Linked DNA regions of Mus musculus: all the other regions are linked to region 5. A link is a loop called in an ENCODE intact Hi-C map of the cell type or tissue named here. Cell type or tissue: heart. All regions are shown on one strand. Region 1 overlaps Gm32816 (a long non-coding RNA gene). Region 2 holds the start of Tial1 (Tia1 cytotoxic granule-associated RNA binding protein-like 1). Region 3 has its middle 20 kb from the start of Inpp5f. Region 4 holds the start of Inpp5f (inositol polyphosphate-5-phosphatase F). Region 5 holds the start of Bag3 (BCL2-associated athanogene 3).

Region 1 (5,000 bases), 50 kb after region 5:
GTCCCAAAGTCTTCCTGCAAACAACCACATGGTCAGGTCTGGGGGGTGGGGGTGGGGACCTGCCTGACTCTATTCTGAGAGCAGGAGCCATTATGTTATATTGTTAAAAATAAGTTTCTATTTACTGTAGAAGCTGAGCTTCTGTTTTTAAGTCGCTCTGCCCCAGCCTTGACTTGTTTTTGAGAACACCCAAACCCTTCCTAATTGTCGACTACTACCTACCGGCTGTTGAGTTTTAGGTGGTTGGTTGGTTTGAGATCTTTTTGTACTTTTTTACTGTTCCATTGTCTCTGCTTTGCATTTTGATCCTTAAAGGGGGCCGCTCAAGGCTGCTTGCTCTCTAGCCTAGCTTAGGAGACAGTCACTGGCCAGCTCTCAGGAACACCCCAATAAAAATCAAGCTTGCTTCACATTTGGCTCAAAAATTGTAGTGGTCTTATTCTATCCGGTGAGATGAGCAGTCTTCCACGGCAATAGCCCAGCTCCTGGTAACAACTTCTGTATTAGTTACTTTTACTATTGCTGTGATAAGACACAATGACTAAGGTAGGTTATCCAAAAAAAAAAAAAAAAAAAAAATCAATTGATTGGGTTTAAGTTTCCAGAGCCCGGGATGGTGAGGGAAAAGCATGGTGTAGCAGCAGATGAGGTCTCACATCTTCAACAGCACGAGAGATGGAGGAAGGGAAGGAGGGAGAGGGAGGGAGGGAGAGAGGGAGAGAGAGAGAGAGAGAGAGAGAGAGAGAGAGAGAGAGAGAACTGGGGGTGTTGGGAAGCTTTTGATTCCTCAAAGCCCAGGACACATCTCCTCCTCTGAGACCTCAAGTCCCTTCCCAAATAGTTTTGTTTCCTGGAGACCAAGTATTCGAACATACATGCCTCCGGAGCTCATTCCCATTCAAACCACACTAGGCAAACGATGTACTAACTGAGATGGAGCCTGAACTCATGATCCTCCTGCCTCAGCCTGCCACGGATTGGTGTGCTGGCCTTTGTTACCACACCCAGCTTTGTCTTTGTGGCTTTTTTTTTATTGCTGGGAATAGCACCAAGACCAAGGCAGTTTATAGAAGGAAGGATTTATTTGGGCTTAGGTTCCAAAGAGATAAGAGTCCATCGCGTCATGGTGGGGAGCATGGCAGCAGGCAGCATGGTGCTGGAGCAACAGTCGAGAGCTTACATTTCAACCTACAAACAGGAAGTAGAGAGAGCTGACTTGAAATGGCACAAGCCTTTTGAAACTTCAAAGTCTACCCCATTGACATACTTCCTCTAGCATGGCCATACTTCCTAAGCCTTCCCATACAGCCACTAATGGAATGCAAATATTTAAACTACAGGGGCCATTCTCGTTCAAATCACCACAGTCTTTAACAGGAGTTACAATGACATCTGTGTTTCTTTTGAGACAGATTCTCACTCTATAGTCCAGGCTGGCTCTGAAACCACCATATATATTCCCAGACTGGTCTTGAATTCATGTTCCCTTTTAGTGGAATTTTGCTAGGCATATCAGAAATGGCCATACACTTCCTTTGGCCTATTAGCATTCCCTAGACCTTGATCTAAAATAAGCATCAATATAAAGGTGGCCAGAGAAGACAAAAGATGGTCAAAGGATTGTTCATTGTTTTTTTCCAAACCCTGATGCAGAGAAAGTGGGTTACACTGGCAGACTATGAAACCTGGTAGGGTAACAAGAACTACTGTTTATCTCCCATGTTGACTTGAGTCTCTGATTTTTGCTTCAGTTGGGGAGGAAGGTCCCTTTTCCCTCACCCATCACATCAGGGAGAATATTGCCAAAGGACAAGAATGAGGCAGCTCCTTAGAGCCAAGTACAGGGCCAGGACGAAGGACTTAGGGAGACAAGGTGGTCCAGGGAAGGGACAGACTTGCTCTCCAGTATTCCTGCCAGGGGATGGAGAACTAAGGAAGGCAGCCATGCTGATATTTCAGATCTCCTTTACTTGGGAGCCTCTATGGGCCACTGCAGAGAACTGCCGCTTACCTTGGCAAGGGATCGGATGCCGTACAGAGTTATCCGGCGAAGGACCTTGGATTCTTTAAGGCAAAGCCAGGCTCTTGTATTAAAAATTAACACCGTTAATTTGGAGCTTAGTCAATGCTTTCTTCTTTTCCCTTCCTCCCAAGGATACTTCCATCTCCCAGGATGACCCGCCTGTCCACCAGGACATGGCCTTGGCTTACCCCCGGGTAGTGCAGAGTGGCTCCTTAGAAAGAGAGCTCCCCCTGCTGGGCCATGAGTGGGAACCTTCCGGATAGTGGTCATTCTTCCAGTGACATCAACCGCAATCGCCATCATAACTAGGTAGAATAATGAATAGTTGATTACTAGTGTTGAAGTGGTAAAGACTCATGAGTTAGCTGAAGCTCGTAGGAAGTTGTGACCTTTGGTATACTTCTTAAGCTCCCCGTTTTCTCATCTTTATAGTGAGGAGACAGAAATTACATGCTAACAGAGAACCTATGGGGGGAAGTTTTAAAGATATGTTGGAAAAATAGGAAAGTCACATGGGCCTTTGGAGACTACAGAGGATAATTGAATGAAGTATCTTCCACCTTCTTAGTTGAGGGGAGTGACATCAGAATTGTTACTGTCATCAGCTGCTGCATAACAACCATCCCACAATCTCTTTTGTTTTTCTTTTCTTTCCTTTTTTTCTTTTCCTTCCTTCCTTCTTTCCTTCCCTTCTTCTTCCTCTCCTCCTTCTCCTCCTCCTTCTCCTGCTCCTCCTCTTCCTTCTCCTCCTCCTTCTCTTCCTCCTTCTTCTCCTTCTTCTCTTTCTCCTTCGCCGCCTCCTTCCTCTACTTCTTTCTTCTTTTCTTTCTTTTCTTCTTCTCTTTCCTTTCTTCTTCCCCTTCTCCTCCCCCTTCCCCTCTTCCCCTTCCTCTTATTCCTCCTTCTCTTCCTCCTCCTCCTTCTTTCTTCTTTTTGACAGAGCTTCACTGTATGCATGGCTCTTGTTGGCTTGGAACTCATGGTGTAGACCAGTCTGACCTTGAATTTATAGATTCCCCTGCCTTTTGACTCTCAAGTTCCGGAATTAAGGATGTGCTCAATAACACCTGGCCTATTTTAATAATTATTATTTTTAATTTTGTGTATTTGTGTGTGTGTGTGTATGTGTGGTGAGGTATATGCACTTGAGACAGGGTCTAGGGACACTGGCTACCCTGGAGCTGGAGTTACCCACCAGACATGGGTGCTAGAAACCAAGAATGGGTCCTTTGTAAGAGTGCTATGTGCACCTAATATGCCCAGTACTTTGGAATGCAGAGGCAGGCAGATAAGTTCTAGGCCAGCCTGATCTACAAATTGAGTTTCAGGACAACAAGGGCTGTTAGAGTTAAGCCTATCTTGAAAAAAACTCCAACAAACAAACAAACAAACAAACAAACAAACAAACAAGAGTAGTACGTAGCCGGGCATGGTGGCACACGCCTTTAATCCCAGCACTTGGGAGGCAGAGGTAGAGGCAGGCAGATTTCTGAGTTCGAGGCCAACCTGGTCTATAGAGTGAGTTCCAGGACAGCCCGGGCTATACAGAGAAACCCTGTCTTGAAAAAAACAAACAACAAAAAAAGAGTAGTACGTACTCTTAACTTTTGAACTATCTGTCAAGGTCCCAATTTCATTTATTCTTTTAAGATTTATTTTTATTTGTGTGAGACTTTTGTCTCTGTGTATATATATGCGCCATATGCATGCTTGGTACCATCACAGGCCAGAAGTAGGCTTCAGATTCCTTGAAAAGGAGTTACAGACAGTTATGAGTGCCCTGTGGATATTAGGAACTAAATCTAGTCCTCCATAAGAATAGCAAGTATTCTTAACCTCAAACCATCTCTTCAGTTCAACCTAATTCTTGTTTGTTTGTTTGTTTTTTCGAGACAGGGTTTCTCTGTATAGCCCCGGCTGTCCTGGAACTCACTTTGTAGACCAGGCTGGCCTCGAACTCAGAAATCCACCTGCCTCTGCCTCCAGAGTGCTGGGGTTAAAGGCATGAGCCACCACTGTGAGTATTTATTTGATTTTTTAAAACAGGTTTTCCCTCTGTAGCCCCTGGCTGACATGGAGTGGTCTTCCCTGGAACTTAGAGATCCTATTGCCTCTGCCTCCTGAGTTTTGGGATTAAAGGCATGAGCCATTTTACTTGTCCCCTGTTTTATTTTTAGAGAAGAACCAAGCATAGATTTATTAAGGGAAAGTGAGGAAAATTTCCAAACATGGGAAGGGTTCTAAGGTAAAAAAGACCTGAATGTGTGTTTACTCCTTGTAGTTCTCTGAATATCCCAGGTTTTTCCCCTATGGATAAGGTGTTTTGCTTACATCTATACCTGTGCAATACTTGAGCACTTAGTGCTCACAGAGGCCAGGAGAGAACATTGAATCCTCTGGAACAGGAGTTACAGACAGTTGTGAGCTGCCATTTGAGTGCTGGGAATTGAACCCAGGTCCTCTGGAAGAGCAGCCAATTCTCTTAACTACAGAGTCATCTCTCTAGCTCTATCTTATTAATCCTCTCTATAATGTGTGTTTGAAAAGAATTTTGTTTTTTCACTCTTTCACAGGGTATCCAACATGCAACCTGCCAGATTATTAGACTAAACATATACTTTTAATGACGTTAAGATATAACATTATCAGCCAGGTATGGTGGTGCACGCCTTTAATCCCAGCACTCGGGAGTCAGAGGCAGGTGGATTTCTGAGTTCGAGGCCAGCCTGGTCTACAAAGTGAGTTCCAGGACAGCCAGGGCTATAGAGAAACCCTGTCTCGAAAAAAAAAAAAAAAAAATATATATATATATATATATCATTATAATTTGCAAAGTCTATGCTCTAGAACTGCAAGGCTATGTTACAAATAAATTGATAAATAATATATCATACACACGTGTCATATAATGATGTATCCGCAGGTGTAATAATATCATAACTGTTATGGTAGTAACCCATCATTTTCTGCTTGCTTT
Region 2 (5,000 bases), 62 kb after region 5:
ATGCCTTATGATGCTGTGGAATGGGTACTGATTGTCTCCTGTCTCCCAGATCTGTCTTCACAGTGGCTGTTTTTCTTTTTTGTGCAGCAGGGATGTCTGCTGGTCAAGTTTTACTTTCTGTGGACTAGGCAGATTTTCTCACTCTGTCCCGACTCTCCACATCACACTGCTGGGATAACCCTTTTAGCTGAAGGGCGTCTCCTAAATGCAATGGGGTATGAACTGCAGCCTGGGACAGCTAGAGGCCCCAGCTTCATGCTTACAAGACCTCCTGAATACTAACCACCCTGCTGGAGGGATCCAGCTGTGGGTATCAGAAACACCCCTTGGAATGCCAGTATCCTTAAGCACTAACAGTAGTAACAGGTAGGTGACTCTAGAATTTGATCCACCCATGGGTCTCATAGCCACCTAATAATTTCTCCATGGTTTTCCCAGCCTGAGAACATTCTGTCACCTGCATCCTTTGGTTTGTTGGTGACTAGCTTTCCTGCTCTCTACACAGCATGTGTGGACCTCTCTTTGTCTTGGGATGCTAACAGGTTGAGGCTCTGTGGGCGCTCCCTGGTTTCAGGTCCCCAGGTAGCTGTTTTTAAAAATAGATTCTCCCTTCAGATTGCTTCTGGCTACTGGCCTCTGAGTCATACAGTGTGACAAGATAAGATTCTCTCTGCTGTTGAATTTTTCTGCTGGGGCAATTACTGCTGCGTCAAACCTGGATTTAAGGCTTACAAGGGTTGTGGGCTTGTTCTGGGTATAGGACTGCCTGCGTTTCATTTGGCTTACCTTTTGGAAGTGGATGGGAACTGTATGGCTGAGGCTGAGCTTGGTGCCTTCCCCACCTCTTCCCTTCCCTATTTTTTTTTCTGACCCCTTTGTTTCACTTGTGTAGATTTCTGAAGCTCTCTGAAGTTCTTTCCTTTCCTTTTTTAAAAAAAAAATTAATTTTTTTTTTTTTTGGCTTTTTCGAGATAGGATTTGCTGTGTATAGCCTTGGCTGTCCTGGAACTCATTCTGTAGACCACGCTGGCCTCGAACTCAGAAATTCGCCTGCCTCTGCCTCCCAAGTGCTGGGATCAAAGGCGTGCGCCACCACGCCCAGTTGCTCTTTCCTTTTTCACTTTGGGATATAATCCGTTTCTCGTTCAGACTTACTCTCTCCTTCCTAGGCTCATGGAGAAGCAGCCTCCAATCTCCCACTGTACCTGTAAATTCAGGTAGGGTTTCAGTATGCAGCTAAGCAGATCTATAAGCTACCCCAAAGCTCTCTGTTGGCCACCAGACCTTTTCTCTCCTTCAATGAGACAGTGTGCAGCTGGGGGCACGGGAGAGCTGGTTAAGAGCACACTTACAGTGGCTTCCAGTTTGGTTCTCAGCACTCATATGCAGCTCACAACCACTGTTAACTCCAGTCTCAGGCAGGGAATGCCATCCCTTCGTCTGACCCCTAGGGGCCTCAGCCACAAATGTGGTGTACATCCAGTAGATTGTCATGATTCTATCTCCTCTCTTGCTTTAGCATCTCAATACTAGCAGCCCGTGTCCTCCAATACCGAACTCCAGACTGTTTTGGCATGAGACCTGGTCGTTGAGCCTCTTTGCTGTTTTCACTGATTATTAGTTTTTGATAAGGTCTTGGTATCTATTTCTAGGCTGGCCTTAAATCCATTATCCTCCTGTTCAGTAGCACTGTGCGCCACCACGCGAATATTTAAGTTTTAAGTAGGGATTTGAAAGAGCGGTACAAGCCATTTGAATGAGGGGCTGCTCTTTTGCAGCCTTACCCACTAATCCGATGAGATAATGGGTAGCGATCCTTGTGGAACTTGTAAAGCAAGTTACAAGCGGTATAGTCTAGAAAGGCCTATCTGGTTAGAACACGTGCTCAAAGACAAGGCTGGATCTGGTGTTGCCCGATGTCCGCTACATCTCTCCGGGTTCAGAGTTGCCACTCTTTTGCCCGTCGCGTGAGGCGTCGGTTGTTGAACACGGACCAGCAGTTCTGAGAGTAGAGGCGGGCAAGGCCGGCTGACGGGAGAACCACGCGGAGCCAGCACACCGCCTGATCTGCAGTTGAAGAAACCGCTCTGGGGCTGGACGGAGGCGGAGCAGAAGCTCACACTGGACCAACAGAAGAGCCTTAAGATGCTAAGAGCGATCCTGGGGCGGGCCCCGGCGCGAGGCACTCTGGGATTTGTAGTTTACTTCCCGGACAGCTCCTCTCTATTTCGGCCGCCCGCCTTTTATTCCTCGCTCTATCCCGGCACGCCGACTACTTAGTCGCGGCACGTCCTCACGTACGACTACACTACCCAGAAATCTCTCCTTCGCGCTCCGGCAGGCGCAGGGTCTGCCTTGAACTACAGTTCCCAGAAGGCCACTGGAGAAGGGCTTCCCCCACTTTCCCGGGACCGCAATTCCCGGAGACTTGGTTTCGCGGCTTTTCTCTCTGTGTTGGGTCTCTCTTGGACCCGGATAGGTCTTGACTGGCCAGCAGGCCCACAGCGACAACGTGCTCCGTCGTGTCCAGTCGCAGGGTGTACTCTTTGGCCGGGCTTTCTGTCTCTTTAGCTACTTTTGCCGGACAGGCCGTCGCAGCTGGCCTGAGCAGTGACCTGGCGGGCCGCGCCTGCGCCCTGCCGCGTTTCCTGCCTGGCTGGTGGTGGCGGCCATTTTGTTCATCCTCCTCCTCCTCCTGCTCCTCCTGGTTGGAGCGCAGTGTCCGGAGCGGGCTGGGGGGAGCGGACCCGAGAGCGGGGTTCAGTACCTTTTCCTCTGTCCCCAGCCGGCGCCCGGAGCCCCCCTCCCCTTCCTTCCCGCCCCCTCCCCTCCCCAGCCCTGCCCTCCCCCTTGTCCCGGGATCACTCCGTCGCACCCACCATGATGGAAGACGACGGACAGCCCCGGACTCTGTGAGTACCCGAGACCCGGGGTGCCAGGCACCGAGTGGCCCGGGCACTGCGGGAAGCGGAGGGAGGAAGGGAGAGCAGGAGCCCGGGACTAGAAGCGGAGAGCCGGGCGTCGCGGTGGCGCGGCTGTGAAGTGCATTCCTCATCTGTCCCCCTTCCCAGAGAAGGAAGCCCTCCCTTCCCCCCCAAACACAGTCACTTCCTAGGGTCTAGGGCTTGTCTCGACTTTTTCCTCCCGACCCCTTCTTTTGCACACTCTTGCTTGGCTGGGCTTGTGCACGGCTGAGGCTGTCAGGCGCGGGAGAGCTACTGTTCCCCCTGTGCTTTGGGGGCTCCGGGCTGAGCCAGGAGCTGTGGGTCCCTACGGGGGCAGGGCTTGGCGGGGGTGGGACCACTACTGCATCCTTTGGCTTGAACGTTTAGCCTCAGTCCACGTCCTCAGCAGTCCACGTCCTCAGCCTCAGTCGCTCCGAGTCCTTCTCCCCAGTCTACCACTCTTTAACCAGAGGAGCCCCTTGTCTCTTTCTGCCCCACGTGCCCCACGCTGTCAGAAACACCCGCCTAGCGCCTGCTGCTTTTGAAGTGCCAAAGTGATTGCTTTTCGCCACCGTGCACCACCTCTGTCCCTTGGATAACGAAGTTTACTTTGAGCGCTTACTGCGCCAACCTGACAACCAGTTAAACTCCTTTCGCTCAGTTAGTGATGCCGCTTCCTAATCCGTTTGTGCGTCCGGACCATCGGAGTTGGATAAAAGGATGACTGCTCCCGCTATTTGTTACCTGTCTTTTGAGTGCTATTTTTCGCGGTATAGCTGTCGGGTTTCACCTGAAGCCCAATCTAATGAATGAATCGCATCTTCCAACCGCTTAATTGGCGTTTCCTACCCCCCTCCGCCGGCCCCCCCTCCCATGCAGAGTGATGACTCAGCGTCTGTATTCCTTTCCAAATAGTGTGGCACTCTTTTTTTTTTTTCCTTAGTCTGAGTAATTTCCAATTCATTGTTTAAAGTGAGCACCTTGGGTTTTCCCAGCCTCTCCAGGCCTACTACTCCTGCCTGGAGTAAATACATAGAGTCAGCCTACTGCTTTGTCTCTCTTGCCTCCCACTGCCTAGTATTGATTGGTATGATGGTCAGAGTCCACTTGGCTGGGTTAGCTGATGGGGAAAGTACTTTTTAGGGAATCGACGACGGTGGATAGACATTCAGGACCTCTGACTAGCTAGCTTCTCAGAGCTTCATGCGTAGCACAGAAAATATGTTCAGTAAAGAAGGTCCATATGTATATTCAGTGTTGATAACAGATATTTTTTGAGCATTGTTTATACTTTACATTTTTATTTCGCTTAACATCTGGCTTGGGAAACTTGAAAACATCTTTTTTTTTTTTTTTTTTTTTTTTTAAACTTGAAAACATCCTAAACATATTATACCCCCTGAATGAAAATCTTTCTGTGTGTGAGATCTTCCAGCATCTGGGAAAGCTAGCAAGTATCTGGGAAGGCCTAGCAAGTATATATTCAAGGAAGATGACAGTTACATTGTATCTAAAATACCTGAAATGTCATCATTGCATCATAATAGCTACTGGGTAATTGGTAAATTCTCAGGTCTCATTAACTGCATCTATTTGTTCCTTAGAAGAGGTTTCTTGTTTTTGTCTGTTACATAGTATTCCTTTTCTGTTTTTTTTTTTTTTTAATTCCTGTAATTTCTTTGCATCCACTCTATCATCTTCTTTAGACCAGAGCTAAATTTTAATATTTCATACATTTATCATCTCAGATCTCTTGTCTTTTTTTCTGAAAGACATTTCAGGTGTCTATGTTTGGTTACCTAAAACTGTGATGTATACACATGAGTGAATAAACATCTTAGCTCTGTTGTTCCTGTGTGTCAGTATGTGTTCATATACCTTCCTTTTCCCACTTTTCTCCATGGGAAGTTGAGGTGGTTTTGTTATGTTTTTAAGTATAAGGACTGTACAGCTTCCTAGGACTTAACCTTTCCTGCGCTTAGTTCACTCTGAAAAATAAGAGGTGCTCAAATTTTTTACAAATGTACTTTGGTTAAAATAGTGTTGTCTGGTTTT
Region 3 (5,000 bases), 67 kb before region 5:
TCACCATGTGGTGCTAGGAATCAAACCCAGGAAAATCAGCTAGTGCCTCTGCCCCCATTTTAAGGACCTATAATATTGGCTGTACTGGGGGTTAGGAATTTAGCTCAGTGGTAGAGCACTTTGCCTAGCAAATACAAGGCTATGGGTTCAAACTTTTTTTTTTTTTGTAAGCCAGGCAGTGGTGCTTTTAATTAATTAATGCTTTTTAAATTTTTTTAATTAATTAATGCTTTTAATCCCAGCACTTGGAAGGCAGAGGCAGATGGATCATAGAATTCAAGGCCAGCCTAGTCTTCAGAGGAAGTTCCAGAATAGCCAGGGGCTACAGAGAAACCCTATTATCTTGAAAAACAATAACAAAAACCCCAAACAAAACAAAGATTAAATAAACACAGCTTCCCTAGTTAAGTCCATTTGTGTATACCATTCCCCCAACACACACAAAGACGTTTATCACCTAAGGCTCTAGAACCTTTTGCCTCTGCAGACAAGAAATTCCAGGACAAGCTCTTTGTATTCATTCCTCATCCTGCTTGAGAGCTACAGCCCCTTCTAAGCTGTACGCCTGGCTTTTAAATGGAATAGATGGAGCAGAGTTCCCCGGTTTCTCAGCTCCAGCAGTTGCACGGTTTTTAATGTCTCCACTGACTGTAATTCTCACATAACTGATGGCCTGTCAGGGCCTGTACCGTCACAAGTCAATAACAACTGTCCAAATGCCTTCTGCTGGATCGTTGTGGTTGAGGTTGGTTTTTTTTTTTTTTGTTTTTGTTTTTCAACAATACTTTGCAGTGCCTCAGTAAGCAGCAGGGGAGGAATGACTCTGGGTAGGAGGGTCTGCATATCCTTGGAAAAGCGGCTGGGCGGATTGATTTTGAACCTGTTGTCTCTTCTGCTTTAAGAAAATAATAGCATTGTATATATAGTGCGTGGACATCTTGTGAGAGTACCACTTAGAAGCAAAGAGCTACGAGGCCCCGGCTTTCCGATTTCTATTCCGTTCTTTTCCCAGTGATTTGACAGCAATCCTTCATTGAGTCTGACGGGAGGGCGGGCGCTGGGCGCTCGGCGGGCGGGCGCTCGGGCAGGAGGGCGCTGAAGCAGTTGGGGTGGGATAACTCCGTGCTGGTGTGGGGGTGTTCGCTTGGCTCTGACCATGATCAAAGACTTGGGGGTGGGGTGCTGAGGGGGAAGGGCAAGAACAAACTGTGACTTGCCAAATTTCCAAGATGGTATTTTTAACTATGAGAGGAAACCAGGGAGCAGCTGAATAGAAAAACATGGCCTTTCTTTCTTTCATTTTTTTTTTTTTCTGAGACAAGCTCTCACTATGTAGTCTTGGCTGGCCTGGAACTCACTATGTAGAGCAGGCCGACCTAATCCATAGAGATCCGCCTGCATCTACCTCCACAGAGCCCATTATACATAATTAAAAATAATTCTTTAAAAATGAATATAATTTAAAATTCTTCAATCCTATAAAGTCCTGTGTATGATTTTTCAATTTTTATTTCATTTTTCCCCCCTTGTTAAGCATTGTCTTTTTGTAACACAATACTTACATGGGCCTCTTCTTGCAGGGGAGTGGGGGGCACTAAGGTTTCTCTTCTAGCTTCTTTTCCTGCTGTCTTGTAAAATCTAACCAAGCCACTGAGGGCTACTTCTTCTGGTAGGGCCTGACCTCTTTAGTGGGTGGGAAATCAGTTCTTTCTGCAGGGAGAGGGAAAGGCCGGGCGGGGTGCTTGGCCCTTAACCGAGCCACTCTTGTCTTCAGCCCAGACATGTCTAGGGAAGGATCGGTGAGGTCTCAAGAAAGGTATTAACAAAATGTGAACCGTAAACTATTCAATTTGGGGAGTTTATATTAACAACTGCAGACCAGTGTCTGGACTTTCCCTCCCCTGTGATTTTCTGACTGGAGCTCGGGCTTAGTTCACAGAGGAACAGCTACTTCAGGGGTTTTGTTGGCTCTCTTCTGTCTTTTGATGTTTTGTTTATTTTTCTTTGCAGGAGCTGGGAGCTGTCTGCAGAGGTGGACACGCTGCTGCTCAGAATCAATCCCCCAGAGCTTCACCCACCCTTGTTTACCGCTGAGCCTTTCTCTTTGGAGCAAATTACTTTCCGTCCTGCAGGGGAGGAGTGGAGGCCTGGAGCTGGATGTGGGGGGAGGAAGGGAGAGGGGCAGCTGAGGTAAACCCATCAGCTAGCTGAGTCCTCCTCTCCATCCTCCCCCAGCCCTCCTCAGCCTCCTGGATAAGCAGCTGTGCTTATCAACTCTGGTTCTCTCTGTCAGTGCTGCCACCTGAGTCCTAGCCCATCTCTCTCCTCTCTCTCTCTCTCTCTCTCTCTCTCTCTCTCTCTCTCTCCTGTTAACCAGCCAGATGCACCCAGACAAATGTTCAGTCTTTCCAAGGTCAGTTTCTCCTATAGAAATTGGGGATAAATTATAGTGCACACACACACACACACACACACACACACACACACACACACACACACGCACGGTCCTTATTGGGAATAAATGAAATAAATTCTTTGAAAAACTACCTAAACTGTAATGTTACTAAAATGTAATTCTATGGCTGCTGACAGTTCTTTCTTTCTTTCTAAACCAAGACAAGGGTCTGATGTAGCTCAGGCTGGCCTCCAACTTGAAGATGCCCTCATATTTCTGATCCTCCTGCTTATGCCTCCTGTTGCTGGGATTATAGATGTGCACCGCATACCTGAACCCCCGTCTTCAAGTGTGGGAGCTTGGTAGACAAGAACTCTACCAACACAGCAATATGCTGGGTCCTCAATAAACATATTTTTCAAGGAGAAAAATTTAATCTTATGGTTTTCTTTTTGTTGGGGGCTCGGGGGAATTCGAGACAAGAGTTTCTCTGTGTAGCTCTGGCTGACCTAGAACTCACTCTGTAGAAGGAAATTGCAGACCCACATGCATCTGCCTCCAGAGTGCTGGCATTAAAGGCATCTGCCATCACCAGCATTGTGTTTGTTTTGTTCTTATTGTTTGTTTGTTTGTTTGTTTATGTTCGTTGGTGTTTTTCTTGCATGGGGTGTCAGAGCCCTGGAACTGGAGTTATAGACAGTTGCAAGCTGCCATATGGATGCTGGTAATTGAACCTGGGTCCTCTGGAAGAGCACCCAGTGTTTTTAACCACTGAGCCATCCTATAGTTTCTTAAAATCGACTTTTTGCAGGACTGGAGAGATGGCTCAGAGGCTAAGAGGGTAACACTGCTCTTTCAGAGGACCTGAATTTGACTCCTAGCGCTGAAGTCAGGCAGCGCATAATCACCTGTAACTCTAGTTCCAGAGCATCTGACCTCCTCTGCTGGCCTCAGAGGGCACCTGCACTCAGGTGGCACACGTGCACACACACATACATACACACAAATAGAAATGGGCAGAGGAGGAAGTCGATCTCTGTAAATCCCCAGGTCAGCCTGGTCTGTTCAGAGCTCCAGACCAGGCAGGCCTACATAGTTAGATCTTGTCTTCAATATATATAATGTATAACATTTCTCCTTTGAGACTCATCCTCTGAGAGATCCCTAACATTTTTAACTATGAACAGAAATACCCCAGGAAAAGCCTGTCTATGTTGAAGGTCTTACTAGACTGATTAATTAAAATTTTGGTGATTATAGTAAACTGGAATGTCAAGTAGGAGTCATATTATCTAGGGCCCTCTATTCTGCCTCATTAGACACAATTCACTGCCTACTGTATTCCACCTAGCATCCATCCTTGTGATTTTTTTTTTTTTTTTTTAAGATTTATTTATTATATGTAAGTACACTGAAGCTGTCTTCAGACACTCCAGAAGAGGGCGCCAGATCTCGTTACGGATGGTTGTGAGCCACCATGTGGTTGCTGGGATTTGAACTCCTGACCTTCGGAAGAGCAGTCGGGTGCTCTTACCCACTGAGCCATCTCACCAGCCCCCCATCCTTGTGATTAATGGGTATATATATGCACATAGGCACATAGATGTGTATATATGACTCAAATGTGTCAGTTCAAAATGCATCATTGGGAAATAAGAAGAGTGGACTTTGACATGCATCTGTCAGGAGTATCGTCAGAGTCTTGACTCCCAGAGTATATATGCCCTGTGGATACCAAAGCTTAAGGTTTGAGATATCTCCATTTCATCCAAAAATTCTGATTCTGTGGTTATTATTTTGTATTATTTCTAAACTCCCTTCCCATTTAAAAGAGTTGAGTACCAGACACCTAGTCCCAGCATGTGCGTGAGAGAATTTTCTGTTCTTTTATCCCCTCGAAGGCTTTGTGCCTGCTCGTTGTCTTTAATCATTGTCCTCTATCCCTCCCCGTTCTGTGAGTTTAGACTTGCCCTGCAGTTCTTTAATGCACTAATAATTATATAGCTGGGTGTATACATACACATACACACACACACACACACACACACACACACACACACACAGAGTTCTATTAGAAGATAAATTTAGAGATTGGAAACAGTGTTCCAGGATGGCAGCCCTCATCCCAGTGACTCAGACAGAGCTATTTCCGGTTCGTGTGGAGCCCTGATAGTGAAAATAGAGCTATGAAGATCTTTTGATTCAATAAATCTAGGGTTATAGATTCCCCATGGGTGGATTAAAGAGCATCAGTAGGAAGAAAGTGTTTTCATATGTGATGTTAGACTAGGTTGCCTTAGGAAGAAATAGAATACTCAGTAACAAGGTGAGCTTGTCCTTGGGTGCTTTGGGAGCCACAGCTGTGCCAGGACAAAGCCCTGCTTGGAAGCAGCATGGTACCATTGTCCTTCTCCAACAGTGGGAGTCCAACGTCACTCTGCCCATCCCTGGGGCAGAGTTAAATGGTAGAGAAGCATGATAAGCAGTTAAAAATGATAGGAGAGCTGGCAAGTTGGCTCAGCAGGTGAAGCGCTTGCCTTGCAAACCTGGAGACTCCAGTTCACTCCCCTGGGGCTCACACAAAGGTGGAAAACAAGAACCATGT
Region 4 (5,000 bases), 87 kb before region 5:
ATCAAGATGAAAAAAAAACTAAAGATTTTAACTCTGTCACTTTAAACAACAGCAACACTCACCACAAAGAGAAGACAATGTTCAATAAAGAGAATTTGAAATAACTCTGTATAGATTAAAAAAAAAAAAAGACCTAAACAGCATTCAGATCAATTAAATATTACTAAAATAGCTGTATTTGAGATCTTAAATACTGGATAGGTTAAACTAGTCAATAACTACAGGATACTTTCTAAGGCTTCCAATGGCCTGTTAAATCTGAACTATGATGGCCTCTGCCTTCCTCTAGGCGCTACCTACGTTTGTGGGTGATGGGATACGTATCTACGAAATGAGATACACTGAACTGTGATGCTATACCAAACTTTTGATAATGGTGAAAAGTTTTACACTTGCTCTCTGATACGAACTTTGGACAAACAAAGAGCAAACCTCAGGGCTAGCTCCAGGAAAGGGCCCGGCTAAACTTTCTGCTTGAGAAAACTGACCTGCGGAGATGAAAAGTCCTGTCTGATGAGCTGAGAAGGACTCCAAGCTCCCTCCATTTATGCATTCCAGCTGCCAGGAATTTGGCCCGCGGGACTTTTACAGCTAAATTCCCCCCTGCTTTACACCTTGCAGGGTGACAGGCTAGGAAAAGTGGTCAGATTAGAATAAAGTGGCCCATCATCTATTCCAAGGTCACCAAAAGTCTTACTGTGGCCACCGTAGTGCCTCCATTCTGAAAAGAGGAAATAAAATACAGCGGCAAGAAAATACAACCAGAGCCATATTTCTGAAGAAGAAAAAAAGTTGTTCTTCACCGCTCTAGCAGAGTAACTTTGCAGGTCTCCGTAAGGACACAATGGACACTGATGAAAAGTGTCACCAAACCGCTCCACTTTCTGGGATCTCACACTTCTCTCCTCACCTGAGAAAGAAGATCCTGACCCTACTCTTTCAGGCTGCTGTGGGGATTGGCACTAAGACACGAAAGGACCTGTCCTCAGAAGCCATCCCATAAGAGGTAACAGGATGACCTAAAAAGCTCCCTTGAAGTTATTCTACTGGATGTACTCAAAGAACGCAGGAAAACGTCCAATGCCGTGGCTCGTTCAAGAGTTCCAGTCTCACTTTTCCTAAAGTAAAAAAGTGTTGACCAATGAAGGAAAAAAGCACTGGAGAACTAAGTAGAAGCTGCCCAAACTCCTCCGAGCGATAACTGACCGCAGCTGTCTGAGAACAGGAGCTACTATTTAAGCCAACTAACTGCAAACAAAGTTTTCTAAAGCAAACTGATGGCTGGAGACTTTGACCTCTCCTAACTGTGTGTGACAGACATCCAACACGACTTCTTCTTGAAAATGGCAATTCATACACTAGTTTTCGATCAAGTCCTGTGAGGTAACCGTCCTGAAGTCACTCTTTAATAAGTGACCGGGAACAACTCAAGGATGTCAAGAAGGAGTGTCCCGCATTAGGTTCCACTGAACTGATGGGACTGGAACCCAGAACTTCCCACGCTGGACCGTGAGAAGACGCTGCAGGTGGAGGCCTACGAGGGGTTCATAAGGGACCCTATCCCCGCACCCCAGGCCCCAGATACTGGAAGAGGTGCACTAAAGGGGGTGACCGGCCTTCCCCGCCTCCCTGAGGCAGGAGGACTCCCCGAAGCGGCGGCCGCTCCCCTCAGGACTAGCGCTGACATCCCCAAGCGTCCCGCCCAGCCTCGCGATCCCGGGGCCGGAGGGGCCGGGCCGCGCCCCCCGCGCTCCAGCTGGCCCGCGCGCCCCACCCAGCCCGCGCCGCGCGCCTCACCCGGTCGGAGCTGCAGGCCGCCGTCGCGCCGGCTGCACCACAGGGCACGCTCGCCCTGCTGCAGGATGTAGTGGTCCTTAGCCTGAAAGAGCTCCATGCCGGCCCCACGCGCTCCGGGAGGCGGCGGTCCCCCGGCCCAGGCACGGCAGCGGCCCGCCCTGGAGCGATGCTGGAGTCCTCCTCCACCGAGACCACCAGAGTCCGTGCCTCAAGGAGACTCCGAGGACCCAGCCCACGGAAGAACAGAGTGGGGAAGCACTCGGGGGCCTGACCCGCGGGCCAAGAACACGCTTGGGCGGCCGAGGCCCGGGAGGCCTTTTCCCCCTCCCCCCACAACTCCTGTACCTAGGCTCCGCCCCCTATCCTGAGACTCCACCTCCTACAGTTCATCCTGGCTCCCTCTAGACTCCGCCTCCTCCCAGGTTCCTCCCCTCAGCGTGCAACTTTCCCTCCTATAGTTCCTCCCCTCTCCCTTAGGCTCCGCCCTTGCTCAGGCTCCTCCTCCGACCTTCCGACTCCGCCTCCCTCTGTAGTTCTCCGAAAGCCCTCCTAGGCCCCGCCCTGGTCCCGCCCACGAGTTTCTGGCTCAGCCCTCTCCCAGCCTGTGTCTCAATCCTCTTTCTCCTTTCAGCTCTCGCCGCACCTCTTTCAGTTCCTCCCTCTCTGTCTATAGCCTCTACTCCTCTGCCTCTCCCACTCGCCGGCCTTACCAGCTGCGACCTCAGGCAGGCCCTGAGCCTAAGTCTGGTTATACTGGCTCGACGCCCTTTATGCAGCCATTTCTTGATCTTTCCCTGATGTGCAAGCCAGTCCTTCATTCCTTCCATTAGCTCCTAGAAAAGTCTGGTCAAGTCCCCGAATCCACCTGACATTCCTTCCTCCTCGGAGTACATTTACCCCTAGTCTGAGCAAAGACCAAACCAAGCCCAGAAGTACAGCCATGGTTGTCTCCAGGGTTCTACCCCAAGTTAGCACTCGGCTGAGCAGAGGCCGCTCTGTTTTGGCATTTCCTATTAGAACCTGGACACCAATAATCATTTAGTAAATGCACATTAGTGGAGATGTGTCTCCACAGAATACACACTTAGAGTTAGCTGGGCTAGTGAGGAGAAGGTACAGCAAAGTCTGAGAAGCCGGCCTACAGGAAGTCAGTAAAAGGGACGTCACTCAGAGATGGTAAAATGGCCAGGTGTCAATCTGAACCAGAAAGATTTAGGAGAAAAAGCTTCCAGTTCTAGACCTATCTCCCAGTCTCCAGACTTTGGGTCTGTCTTGTTCTGTGTGATCTTGGGACAATTTTAGTCTCTACTGATTGAATTCGTGACCTTTACTACACTCTTAGACTCCCAATTCTGTATGTTCCTGTCTTCCTTTAAAGCAATCTTTAAAAAAAAAAAAAAAAAAAAGAGGCCTAACCACCGGAGCTGGGTGGCTCAAGAGTACTTTGCTACTTTTGCAGAGGACCTCCGGTTCAGTTCCCAGCACCTCCAGGGCAGCTCACAACCAACTGTGATGAGACACCTCTTCTGACCTCTGTTCCTGTATGGGTGTAGTGCACAGGTTCATAAATATAAAGTAAATGGTGGTGCTGCTGCTGCTGGTGGTGGTGCTGCTGGTGGTGGTGCTGCTGTGTTGGGAGCCGCGCCCACATTCGCCGTTACAAGATGGCGCTGACAGCTGTGTTCTAAGTGGTAAACAAATAATCTGCGCATGTGCCAAGGGTATCTTATGACTACTTGTGCTCTGCCTTCCCCGTGACGTCAACTCGGCCGATGGGCTGCAGCCAATCAGGGAGTGACACGTCCGAGGCGAAGGAGAATGCTCCTTAAGAGGGACGGGGTTTCGTTTTCTCTCTCTCTCTTGCTTCGCTCTCTTGCTTCTCTCTCTTGCTTCTCTCTCTTGCTTTTCTCTCTCTCTTGCTTTTCTCTCTCTCTTGCTCTTTCGCTCTCTTGCTTTTCTCTCTCTCTTGCTTCTTGCTCTCTTGCTTCTTGCACTCTGTTCCTGAAGATGTAAGAATAAAGCTTTGCCGCAGAAGATTCTGGTCTGTGGTGTTCTTCCTGGCCGGTCGTGAGAACGCGTCTAATAACAATTGGTGCCGAATTCCGGGACGAGAAAAAAACTCGGGACTGGCGCAAGGAGGATCCCTCATTCCGGAACCAGAACTGCGGATCACGTTTATAAAGGTTCCCATAAAACAGACTGTTGAGAAGGATTCAACTGCCGAATTCAGAACTCATCAGCTGGGGAACGACGGTGATAAAGGTTCCCGTAAAGCAGACTGTTAAGAAGGATTCAACTGTATGAATTCAGAACTTTTCAGCTGGGGAACGAGAGTACCAGTGAGTACAGCTTCACGAGGTAAGCCTGGCCTTGAACTTTCTAACGAAATTCAAGACAGTCTATCAGAAGTAAAGTGGAAAATGTTTGGCCTTGAATTTTTTCTAATGTTAGGAGCCCTTTTGTTCCTTTTCACATGTTATCAAGTGATTAAGATAGGGCTGAAAATTCTAGAGGAAATTCAGGACAAGCTATCAGAAGTAAAGCGGGGAGAGAGAATAGGAACAAAGAGGAAATATGGTACACAAAATAAGTATACAGGCCTTTCCAAGGGTCTTGAACCCGAGGAAAAGTTTAGGTCAGGTAAGAATACCTGGAGAGAGATTAGAAGAAAAAGAGGAAAAAGGGAAAAGAAGAAAGATCAATTAGCGGAGGTCTCTAGGAGAAGGAGCCTGTGCTCTGAAGAAACAGACTGGGAGAAAAAAGCGGCTCATTATGAAAGAAAAGGATACCAGCCGCCAAGTAAAGTGCTAACTAGTCATTTAAGGAAAAAGCCAAAAGCGGCTGGCGAAGGCCAGTTTGCTAATTGGCCTCAGGGCAATCGGCTACCAGGTGCACTCCCGCCCTATGCGGAGTCCCCGCCCTGCGTAGTGCGTCAGCAATGCGCAGAGAGGCAGTGCGCAGAGAGGCAGTGCGCAGACTCATTCATTCCCCGAGAGGAACAAAGGAAAATAGAACAGGCATTTCCAGTCTTTGAAGGAGCCGAGGGTGGGCGTGTCCACGCTCCGGTAGAATATGTGCAGATTAAAGAAATTGCTGAGTCGGTTCGTAAATACGGAACCAATGCTAATTTTACCTTGGTGCAGTTAGACAGGCTCGCTGGCATGGCACTAACTCCTGCTGACTGGCAAACGGTTGTAAAAGCC
Region 5 (5,000 bases):
TCTTGTTTTGTTTTGTTTGTTTGAGGCAACATTTCTCTATTGACTAAGCTGGCCTTGAACTCAGAGATCCACCTGCCTCTGCCTCTGAGAGCTGGGATTAAAGCTGTGTACCACCAGGTCAGGCCCAAAGTAGAGTCCTATTTTTTTTTTTCTTTTTTCCTTTTTTAATTAGATATTTTCTTTATTTACATTTCAAATGTTATCCCCTTTCCTAGTTTCCCCTCTGAAAACTCCCATCCCCTCCCCCCTCCCCCTGCTCACCAACCCATCCACTCCTGCTTCCTGGCCCTGGCCTTCCCCTATACTGAGGCATAGAACCTTCACGGGACCAAGGGCCTCTCCTCCCATTGATGATAGAGTCCTATTTTAAAGTGCATTTACTTTACCAAACTTTTCATTTTGAAAGGACCAAATGTACATAAATTATTACTGAACATTATGCTAAATATGACTTCTGTTAACTATATTTTCAAAGATCCTACGTGGCCGGATGGTGGTGGCTCATGCCTCAGAAAGCAGAGGCAGGAGGATCTCTGTGAGTTCCAGGTCAGCCAACACTACACAGAGAAACCCTGTCTTGAAAAGCAAAGCAACCCAAGGAGCTGAAGGGGTTTGCAGCCCCATAGGAGGAACAACAATATGAACCAACCACTACCCCCAGAGCTCCCAGGGACTAAACCACCAACCAAAGAGTACACATGGAGGGACTCAAGGCTCCAGCCCAATATGTAGCAGAGGATGGCCTTGTGGGAAATCAATGAGAGGCCCTTGGTCTTATGAAGGCTCTGTGCTCCAGCGTAGGGGAATGCCAGGACAGGGAAGCGGGAGTGAGTGGGGTAATGAGCAGGGAGGGGGGGAATGAGATAGGGGGGTTTTCGGAGGGGAAATGAGGAAAGGAATAAAATTTGAAATGTAAATAAAAAAATATCTAATTTTAAAAAAAGAAAAACAAAACAAACAAGAAAAATCCTACCTAAATTTGTATTTTTAAGTTCTTCACTCAAAATTCAATCGAATTTTTATTTATTTTTATTTTATTTTATTGGTTTTTCGAGATCGGGTTTCTCTGTGTAGCCCTGGCTGTCCTGGAACTCTGTAGACCAGACTGGCCTTGAACTCAGAAATCTGCCTGCTTCTGCCTCTCAAGTGCTGGGATTAAAGAGGTGTGCCACAACTGCCCAGCTCAATCTTTTTTTTCTTTTTTTTTATAAAAAAAGACAAGGTCTTATTTTGCAACACAGGCTAGTTTCATTCCAACTTAATTACTTAATAACTTTTGAGATAGACTCCGATTATATAGCCCTGGCTAGACTTGAACTCAAGATCCTCTCGCCACAGCTTCCTGGGTGCTGGGATGACAGGCCTGAACCAGGCTGGGCTTCATTCCAAATTTGTATTTTCAATTTTTCTTGCTTTTTAGATTGAAGTACACAAACCTGAATATCTATGCAAATGAAGCATACACCTAGTGTTCACCAGACTCCTCAGCTGTTTCTGGTAACAAAACTCCAGTATTTGAAAAGGACAACAAGGAATCACGCCATTAAAAATACATTCTTTCACTCCAGTGTGAGTCTTAAGGCAGTGGCTAAGTATGGTGATACAATGTCTGATCTTTAGTTTTGGAACTGTCAGAAAGAGTATCTTAAAAAAAAATAGTGGTAGTATCAGAATTTTCTCTAACTGAAAGCAGTTTCGACCAGTAATAATAAGTTTAATGGGGGAAAATAACTTATTTACTCGAGCCTCCTGAGTCACTCTATGCCTAAGATCCAGTAAACTCAAGATAAGCCTCAACTAAGTTCTGAATTTGAAAGTGAAATCCCCACAGGAGACTCCACTCAGCAGCCTTTCAATCCTGGCCGTGCGCCATCAGCACCGGAGGGAGCCCAGGGTCTCAGCACGGGACGCGCGGGACAGAGAGGCGGCGGCCGGGCCTGGCCTGGGCCTCAGCCGCTCATCAGGCCGGTCGCCCTTCCCTGGGACGCGGCGCACCGCAGCTCAGGCCACCACTGCCCTTCGCCCTTCGCAAGAGGCTGTGGAAAACCACCCGATGTCACCACGCGGGTCGCACCCCGCTGGCTACCGTCCAAGGCCACCCTGCCTGCGGCTCTCTGCGGCCCGACGCCCGTTCGAGGCGGATATGGTTAAGGACTCTCCTTGCGCAGCAGGGCGCGGGGTGGGGTGACTCGCATAGCCCTGGCTCGACCAGGCCCCTTCGCCGTCGAGGTGGGACGGCAAGCTCCACTCACCTTAGGGCCCTCGGGGGGCACACGCGGGTCGTTCCACGTCGTGGTGCGGCTGTTGTGGTCCACGAAGAAGGGCCAGCCGGTCTGCGGGTCGATTTTGATCTCCCAGCCCGGGGGCAGGGGGTCTCGGTCGCTGGCTCCGTTGCCGGACGCCATCTGCATCATGGGCGATTGGGTGGCGGCGCTCATGCTGGGTTAGGGTCCGCCCGGGGCGCAGAGCTAGGGCGCGGGTCACGAGGTCGTGGAGTGCGGGCACCTCTGTGTAGCCGATGTGTCCGGGAAGCCGGCGCCGGGCACCTTTATGAATTAAAGGACTGGGTGACGTGGCCGAAGAGGGGTGGAAGTGTCTGGAAATAGCCTCCTAGCTGCCAAAGGGGAAGGAGGAGATAAAGAGAAGGCAGCAACTGGCCGGCTAGAAACTTCTGGTCCCATCCAGAGAACTTGGCGGCCGCCGTGGGTTGGATGCGGAGCTCCGCCCTGAGTCATAGGCTATAATCGCGGCGGGGCGGGACCTTGGGAGGGATCGGAGGCGGGGATTTGTCACCCGCCCCTCCTTCTCCTAGACTACCCAGGCTGTCCCTCCCTATCCCTGTCCTGTGTGTGTCCTGGGGCCTGTGCGCCTCGCGCCAGGTTGACACGCACCGGTGTCCTTGTGCTCTCTGGCTGGTTTCTGTCTCCGGACTCCCCACCACTCTTTCGTGCCGCGTGGGGGTGTCCCGGGGTTAGCAGTCCAAGGGCCGACACCTGGGGCCCCACCTTTGTGTAAGGACTAAATCATCTTTAAACTCGGAAAGTCTAGTTCTTTCTCTCTCTTCACACTCAGTGACGCTGGCGTCCTGCAGTGACGTTTTTAGTAACTTTTTCTCAAGGGCCTTATGACTTCTGAGAAATTCTGGAATGCTGATCTGAGGTCACAACAAAAAGAAAGAGCTGTGGAAACTCACCTGCCTGCTTTGGAAAACTGAAGAAGCAAGGACTAAAGTGACAACTTTGTGCTCTTGGCCTTCTATATAGGCACTTTCGCACAGTGACTAGACTTCAGAAACACCTGGAACCAATACTGAGGCCAATTTCCTGACTCAGATTCAGAGAATGTCCTGGGACCTTCAAAGATACATCTCTGGCCTCTTCCCCTCCGATTTTTACTCTGTGGCAAATACTAGAGGACTCTGCCAGACATTTCCAACAAGCTGATTTTTTTTACTTCCAAAGACCTTCTTACTGACTTTGAAGTCTCAAAGCCTCAGTATAAGTATTAACATAGTTAGCCTTCAGGTACTGCCTGGTGCCACCAAACACACCTGTATAAGCCCAAATGTGGGAATATTGACTTATTATCATTTGATAGTCACATTGAAAGGTCTAGACACTTAGATTCACTCACTGGTCAGTGTCTGTCTTTTGCTTCTTTATACCTGAACCCACCCAGCACGTGGCTAAATCCAGAGTCCATCTTCAATAAAGGAATAAAGATTGATGTTTATTGAAGACTGAATACAAAGTGAATTTTTTCGCTTGTTTTTCAATACAAGGTATCTTTGTGTAGTTTTGGCTGTCCTAGAACTAGCTAATTATGTAGACCAGGCTGACCTTGAACTCACAGAGATCCATCTCTCTGCCTCCCAAGTGCTGGGATCAAGGGCATGTGTCACCACTGCTTGGCTGTGGATATTTTTTTAAAGATATGGTCTATCTATATAGTTCTGCCTCCCAAGTATTGAGATTAAAGGTGCACACTACCATCTACTACGCCTAGCAATGCCCTATTTAAAAAATATTTAAAAAAAATAAATAAAGATTTATTTTATATGTATGAGCCGGCTTGTGCAATGCCTTCCGAGGTCCAAAGAGGGTATTGCATGCCCTGAAACTGTAGTTATAGATGTTTATAGCTTCCTTGTGGGAACTGAACCTGGTCCTCTATAAGAGTAGCAAATGCTCTTAAGTCATCTCTCCCGCACCCCCACTTTGTCCTCAAATTGCCCCTTCGTTCCTACCATCCATTCCTATCTTGCTAAGTATTTCTTGACTCTGTGACTCTTCTCTTTCTTCCGTCCCAGCCATCTTACGCTTTCACCTGGATCCTTCACAGCACCCTAATGGGTTCTTCAGCCTTTGGGCTTGCCTCTAAACCTCTTGCCCATATAGCAGCCAGAGAGGCCTTTTCAAGCACCCACCAAGTCCACTCTCCTTGGTCTGGTGCACAAAGGTGTATTCCTCATTTTCCCTGGTCCATACTTCAGCTGACCCTGCTGAACTGTATCTTGCACACACTGCTTCCACCACCAGGATGGAAACCCTTCTATCCACTCCAACCATCATCTCCTGGGCAGCTTGGCTTTTCCCAGCATTCCCTTTAGCATACACTCCTTCACACACACACACACACACACACACACACACATACACACATCCTGCTGCCCCCCCATTAGTCCTCTGACCATCCACATCCTGTCCCACCCTACCAATTGCTTTACACTGTAAATGCTTGTTTGTTTGATTTACTTAATGGGCTGAGTTTTTAAGAGCAGGAGCAGGATCTTGATCACCACCGTGTCCCCATCCTCCAGCACAGTGTGTGGTAAATAATAATTATTAAAAACAACACTCATAATGGCTAGTGCTTATTGGGTAATCGCTGTCAGGTGCTACGTTAATGACTTTACGTGGGCTCTCACATTTGATCTTTGTGGTGGAAGCCATGATGTGCCGCTTACATTTCCGTTTAGGCATGAAAAGTTGGTTCTACCC

Evidence for each region. Hi-C counts contacts between places; a loop is a spot of excess contacts. Peaks named below come from ENCODE experiments on the same cell type or tissue, not always from the same donor. Only the 100,000 strongest peaks of a DNase experiment are listed, where the experiment ranks them.
Region 1: a loop joins it to region 5, with 2.0 times the contacts of the local background. A loop is called at or near these places in 7 of 42 quality-filtered maps.
Region 2: it touches region 5 in a loop (4-fold over the local background); 7 of 42 quality-filtered maps call a loop at or near these places.
Region 3: it touches region 5 in a loop (2.0-fold over the local background); 3 of 42 quality-filtered maps call a loop at or near these places.
Region 4: it touches region 5 in a loop (2.2-fold over the local background); 6 of 42 quality-filtered maps call a loop at or near these places.

Annotation. Positions count from the first base shown.
Region 1 is chr7:128,471,639-128,476,638 of GRCm38, reverse strand. It overlaps Gm32816 (a long non-coding RNA gene), which reads right to left. Exons shown (of 4, transcript XR_378509.4): 2 at 2,212-2,328; 3 at 2,012-2,084; 4 at 1,064-1,188. Among named protein-coding and RNA genes, the nearest start is that of Gm32816, 12 kb to the right of the region's middle. In heart, CTCF peaks have their summits at 2,011 and 2,227 (motif pointing left); a DNase peak (open chromatin) is centred at 2,218; H3K4me3 peaks cover 306 bases.
Region 2 is chr7:128,459,037-128,464,036 of GRCm38, reverse strand. Tial1 (Tia1 cytotoxic granule-associated RNA binding protein-like 1) reads left to right here and starts at 2,364. Exons shown (of 12, transcript NM_001347640.1): 1 at 2,364-2,912. The coding sequence starts at 2,881. Gm32816 (a long non-coding RNA gene) reads right to left here and starts at 2,317. Exons shown (of 4, transcript XR_378509.4): 1 at 1,785-2,317. In heart, no CTCF peak of the experiment used is centred here; DNase peaks (open chromatin) are centred at 2,256, 2,626 and 3,376; H3K4me3 peaks cover 3,038 bases; H3K27ac peaks cover 2,970 bases.
Region 3 is chr7:128,588,670-128,593,669 of GRCm38, reverse strand. No RefSeq gene overlaps it. Among named protein-coding and RNA genes, the nearest start is that of Inpp5f, 20 kb to the left of the region's middle. In heart, CTCF peaks have their summits at 2,117 and 3,927; DNase peaks (open chromatin) are centred at 1,129 and 2,079; H3K4me3 peaks cover 1,290 bases; H3K27ac peaks cover 1,735 bases.
Region 4 is chr7:128,608,489-128,613,488 of GRCm38, reverse strand. It overlaps Inpp5f (inositol polyphosphate-5-phosphatase F), which reads right to left and starts at 2,124. Exons shown (of 20, transcript NM_178641.5): 1 at 1,798-2,124. The coding sequence starts at 1,894. In heart, no CTCF peak of the experiment used is centred here; a DNase peak (open chromatin) is centred at 2,338; H3K4me3 peaks cover 2,094 bases; H3K27ac peaks cover 1,411 bases.
Region 5 is chr7:128,521,297-128,526,296 of GRCm38, reverse strand. It overlaps Bag3 (BCL2-associated athanogene 3), which reads right to left and starts at 2,714. Exons shown (of 4, transcript NM_013863.5): 1 at 2,253-2,714. The coding sequence starts at 2,438. In heart, a CTCF peak has its summit at 2,624; DNase peaks (open chromatin) are centred at 2,066 and 2,716; H3K4me3 peaks cover 2,409 bases; H3K27ac peaks cover 2,010 bases.